Linked DNA regions of Homo sapiens: region 2 is linked to region 1. The links are chromatin contacts, found by Hi-C or POLR2A ChIA-PET in ENCODE. All regions are on one chromosome and are shown on one strand. Each heading gives the region's core, a stretch centred on a gene start or an enhancer-like site at or near the end of the contact. The rest is flanking DNA. Distances are from core to core; before and after follow the strand shown.

Region 1 (2,700 bases), core at 1-2,500:
CCTTTTCTTTTAATAACTAAAAGTGAATCAGATCTTAATCACAAAAACCTTCCTAAGTGTACTGCGTTTTTTTGTTTGTTTGTTTGTTTTTTGGAGACGGAGTCTGGCTCTGTCGCCCCTGCTGGAATGCAGTGGCGCGATCTCGGCTCACTGCAACCTCCGGTTCAAGCAATTCTCCTGCCTCAGCCTCCCGAGTAGCTGGGACTACAGGTTAAGTTTACTATTAAACCTACCTCAAAAATAGCCTTAGATATTCTTTGCAAATATATATATTTATACATACATACATACACACACACACATATATATATATATATATATCTATTTCCAGATAAGGAAACTTTCGGAAAACTTTGCTGTCCAACTGGTAATTCCCTGCATACTTTGCATTGATAAAGAAAACCTTGTAGCAGGGTTACAAACCTCAAAACATCCTCAGATTGCAGGTTTTAGAAACCCTCCCTATTACACCTGTGCAAGTACTTCCTGTTCTCCAACACTGTTTAAAAATAGTTTGGTAAATGCCCCGTAAGCCGCCCTTTAGAAGCTAAACATTAACTTTATATACATCACCACTACCACTGAGAAACCACCACCCCAAGAATCTCACGAGTCCAGTCATCTCTCTTCTCCAAGGAGGGAGCATAACCATCCTGGACCCCTTTAAGTAAAAAACTGTGTGCTCAGGCGAGGCAATGTGGCTTGGACAGCCAGGGGCAGGAGCCAAGTAAGGGTATTACTCACAATCCCAGCAGGACTCCAGCTTGTCGCCGCCCTCAAACACGGCAGCAATAACATCCAGGACCCAACAAGTACAGCACCTCCTCCCGCCTCGCGAGCGCCTCCAGCCTGGCCAGAGGCATCTCCGCCAGACGCGGCGAGAAGGGGCGAAAGGGCTGCGTGACCTCTGGCGTCTGAACCGCCCAGCAAAGAGAGTGTGTGTGTGCCCAGAGGGCCGGGGCCATAGGAGGTCGCCGGGCTGCGAGGGGAGAGACGAGCTCTGGGGCTAGAATGAGAGTGTCCCGGTCAGGCCCGCGGGGGTCGCAGGTCTCTGGATCTCCAACCAGAGGGCTAGTTTCGGAGACTTACCTTGAGCTCTACCCTCCTTGCGCGAGGAGCGTGCGGTCCAGGTAGAGAAATACAGGCCTTCCACTCCCACAGAGCTACCTCCCGCTGGCCCAGCCCCGCTTCACGCCGACACCCGCCAGACACACTGACTGCTGCCACAGTACCGAGGCTCACCGGGAACTGGAGCACAGGCGGCTGGTCTCCGCCGCCCAGAGCCCGACCCTGTGAGCGGAGCATGCGCATACGCCCCAATACCCAGGGACCAGTCAGGCCAGTGACACCTGCGATCAACAGGTCCCTGGAGCCCCGCCCCTCTCCCCGCCTCGAGCCCGCCCCTCGGAGCGGGCTCCGCCTTCACGCTCACCGAGGTAACTCCGCCTCCGCTCGCGATTTCCCGGCTTTCTGGACCTGCGGAATTCTATTCCCGCGGGGATTTGATGGCGTGCGCGATACAGTTGGCTTCCTCGGAGGCGCGAGATCGCGCGAGACCAAGAGATAGAACATTTCTGCAAAAGCGGCAGCTTGGCGCTGGAGTTTGGTTGTTGGGGGAAAGGTGGTTGTAGGACGTGCTGTCTGGTGTGGTGAGAAAGAGGCTAGTTCTTCAGGAGGAGGCGATTATTCTGGTGCTCTTGGTAGTTCATTCGGTATTTTCTAAGCTCAAGAACGCGGATCCACCAAGGACTTCACTTAGGTTAGGTGTTACCTGAGAGAACAATCCGTAGTTTGGCATCAGAACCCCATGCGGACACGCAGTTTCCTTTAGATTTCCGTGAGTCGTTAGACGATCTATTTGCAGTTAAATGGCTTCCTGTGGCGTGAATGTGTATTCCCCAAGCAGTTGTTTCTTGCCTTTAATTAGATAGCTTTAATAAGTCTGTTGACCTGGTTAATGATTGTCAGAAAAGTCTGTCCGCCTCTTTGCCGTGCTTTCGAACAGGTTTTAAGTTAAAAGGTACTGCTGGGAATTGGGCTAAACTTTGATTTTGAATAAACCTTTCTTAGGAATAGTAGTAAAGGAAAAACCCATCGTCACTGATACCGAATATCTCTCAAGTAAATAAAGAAGGTTTTGGAACTCATTCCAAAGCTGGTGTAAGTTGAACATACTAATTGTAAAAATGGATTTCAGTAAACCCAGAGGCACTTCTAAAAGTTTATTTGAAGAAAGAGGGGGAAGAAATATTGGTCGTTGATACAGGAGACAAATAGGACCCGTTTGTAATGTCTGAGGCTGAATCATTAAGAATTTATTGAGCATTTACTATGTTCCCTTTACTGAACTAGGCACTGTCAGAAATAGGATGAAATAAAGCCGTGGTTTCTGCCCTCAAAATATTAAAAACTTTGGGAGGGGTGGGGGAAAAAAAGATCCTACTCTGCATTTTTAAAACAATAAGAGCACACCATTAACTCTTCCCTCCGTTTCTCTAATGTCATTTTCTCCTCATTCTGCAGCTACTTTTCTGGTGCACTTTAAATACTGTTTTTCCGCTGCGTGGTCTCTGTTCGCCAGCACTCCATTTTCTTTTGCTGTTTCTGTTTAATGTTAATCCATGTCTCCTTGAGCAGTCTCTTTCCCATCATGGATTTACCTACCACGTGTCCTGTGCACCAAGAACTCTCAGGTGTATA
Region 2 (2,700 bases), core at 122-2,621, 320 kb after region 1:
CAAAAAGGAGTTTCAAAGAAACTTCTTTCTTCGCAAAGGACACTAAAAAAAAAAAAACGTAAAAGGCAGAGGGAAACAATAACTACAAAAAAAAAAGAGTAAAAGCCAGAGGGAAACAAACAATAACTACAAAGGCAATGGCCCATGTATTTCATAAAGATCTGTACCCATTTTTAATATAAGCATAAAATAGGAAATTAATCCCATGCTCTTGCATGTTCTTCAATACAATACTATAATTTGCAATTTGATGATAAGGTTAGGTAAAAGTTTGCTTAGTTTTGTGCATTTTAAGTTTTATTTTAGCTGAATGCCAATTAGAGAATACCAGATCCCCTTGGGCTAACCAGTAATGCAGGCAATCTAATGGCAATAAAAACTTAAAGCATTTTAAATAGTTATTAATGTGTTACAAAGTTACCTCTTAGTTACTCATAATATATTTAGATTATCTTCTAAGTTTATTTTTGAGATCTTGACCAAAAGAGTACATAAGAAGGAATACAGCATTTATTGGATTTTTGCATTTATTTGTCAAATCCTTAAAAGGGTATTCTTTTAAATAGATTTTATGACACTTCATCATACTTTTAAAATTATTGCCCAACATTGGCCTTTTCATGAATGCTGCATAATAAATGTCACTACCAACACTCTATATGAGTCCCCAAAATAGCCAAGCAAAGTCGTTATGCTGAACTGAGCGTTTCTCCTCTGCCAGAGCCAAGTGAAGTGACATCAAACAATAACTCAACTGAACATTCTAAAATTGCCTGGAAGAAACGCTCCCCAGTGTCTTGCTTGTTGTCAGAAGAACATGGTTAACTAGGCCTTTTCCTCAGCTGATAAATATGGCATTCTTCCCACCCACCCCTCATCGATTGCAAGTTAATTACATAGGATGTGGCCCATTACTCTCCAAAGTTTCTTAGAAAATAACTCACTTCCTAGAAAAATCTTAATATCCGCAGCAAAATCAAATAATACTTAGACTTCTGCATCAGAACCTGAAAACACCATCAGCAGGTTGCTTTCATTCCTTCCTTCCTAGCACAGAGCCGTGACACTTCGTTCAGGTCCTACCTTTGCAACTTGTAAGGGCTGCTTCTGCTCCTTGCCACCTTGCAATCTGAACCCCCAGGGCGCCCCTCCAGTCATGGAAATGCAGATAAAATCCCCTGTGCCCATGTTTTCCTTTTAGTTGGGCAGCATGAAGAGCTTGACGAGACAGACGAAGCTTGGGTGCGGTAGAGGATGCGCACTCAGCTTCGGGCGCCTGCCGAGGACGCAAGACTGGGTAATGCAGAGCGTCCGCCGCTGCTGCAGCCGCTGCCCCAGCCGCCGCCCCAGCCGCCTGCTGCGAATTTGTGCGGCTAATGGGCTCATTCTCAAGGAGGCAGAGGCGCTCGCAGCATCCAGGACACAGCCCACTCTTGCGTCACTCTCCTTTGCTCGGCCCACCTTCGAGGAAAGGAAAGCAGCTTCACACACAGGAGAATGTCCTCACGTGGGGCGAGATAAGGGAAAGGAGGACGGAAGGGAGAGCCAAAGTTATCTTGCACTAACAGATTAAATCCAAGCAGTTAATGGTATAAGTATGATTGAAAAACTTACATTTAATAATTCTGTAAATAGTAAAGGACACATGAAGGTTTAATCTCCACGCCATGAATGACGTCCTAAAATAGGAGCGTTGGGAATTCAACTACTAGAGGATTAGATTCTCTCAAATAAATGTTTTGAGACTTGCCACATTTATGAATGGAATAGACAAAAAAGAGTTAAAATGAGTTAAATTACTACTTTTCTGTCTGCATTCTGCTGAATTATTCCTATAAGAGGAAACAAAAGAAAGCACAAACTTTTTGTTAATAAACCTCCAGCTCTGAAAAGTACCTTTCTGAACCATATATTTAGAGAAAGGGGAAGAGAAGAGACAGAAAGGGAGAGAGAAAGAGAGAAAATGAATATGAATTTTTCTCCTGGAAACTACATTCTTATAATTACATCTATTGCATAGTTTTGGGTATGTTAAATTTTAACGTGTTTTGTTTTCTTTCTACCTGCTGATCTTCTTAAACCCAAACCCAACAGTTAGTCAACTGCATAAAATGTACAATGTCACCTACAGGTTTCTTATTTTTATAGTTTGTCATCCCATGTCATGAATCTGGGTGGTCCAATATAAAAGCAGATTTTGTATATTCCAAATATTTAAATGTTTTAAATCTGAATACAATCTGCCAAAAATGTACAAAAAGGACATTTTAATTTTCCTATAATACTTTTGTTTTCCATAACATTCATCCACATAAAAACATACTAAATAAGGAAGAGCCTGGGAAAGTTTGTTTGTGTTACTTGTGGTACCAAACAAAATTTCCAGACACGCTGCCTGTTTCAGCACTAAGAAGCACTATATACAGTAAGTCCTCACTTAAAACGTCACAGATAGGTTCATGGAAACTGTGACTTTAAAACCAATTTTACCATCGACTAATTGATAAAAACAAGGTTAAGTGACTACAGTCTATTTCTGGTCACAAAGACATCACCAAACTTTTAAATAAGATTAAAACACTTCTAATATTAAACATGGAAATAAATGTCAGCTACACATGCATTTAAGAAAGATTAATAAAAACAAGATAATCATGGACCCAATTTTTGGTGAATCAGTGAGTGAGGGCAGCTGTAGTG

What was found. Hi-C counts contacts between places; a loop is a spot of excess contacts on that map. ChIA-PET counts read pairs that join two places held with the same protein, here RNA polymerase II (POLR2A). Pooled maps may share reads with other maps.
Region 2: a loop to region 1 is called in a pooled map, with 4 times the contacts of the local background. The contact joins the promoter of SYNPO2 here to the promoter of USP53 in region 1. A Hi-C loop is called at or near these places in 7 of 50 pooled maps. POLR2A ChIA-PET finds 5 or more read pairs at or near these places in 3 of 52 experiments (H1, HEK293 and WTC11).

The regions. Positions count from the first base shown.
Region 1 is chr4:119,211,263-119,213,962 of GRCh38, reverse strand. It overlaps USP53 (ubiquitin specific peptidase 53), which reads right to left and starts at 1,250. Exons shown (of 19, transcript NM_001371395.1): 1 at 1,090-1,250. It overlaps LOC101929762 (a long non-coding RNA gene), which reads left to right and starts at 1,319. Exons shown (of 3, transcript NR_125931.1): 1 at 1,319-1,436. RefSeq lists enhancers at 856-905, 611-1,184, 1,516-1,635, 1,758-2,332 and a silencer at 1,256-1,385.
Region 2 is chr4:118,887,525-118,890,224 of GRCh38, reverse strand. It overlaps SYNPO2 (synaptopodin 2), which reads right to left and starts at 1,371. Exons shown (of 5, transcript NM_133477.3): 1 at 1,084-1,371. The coding sequence starts at 1,188.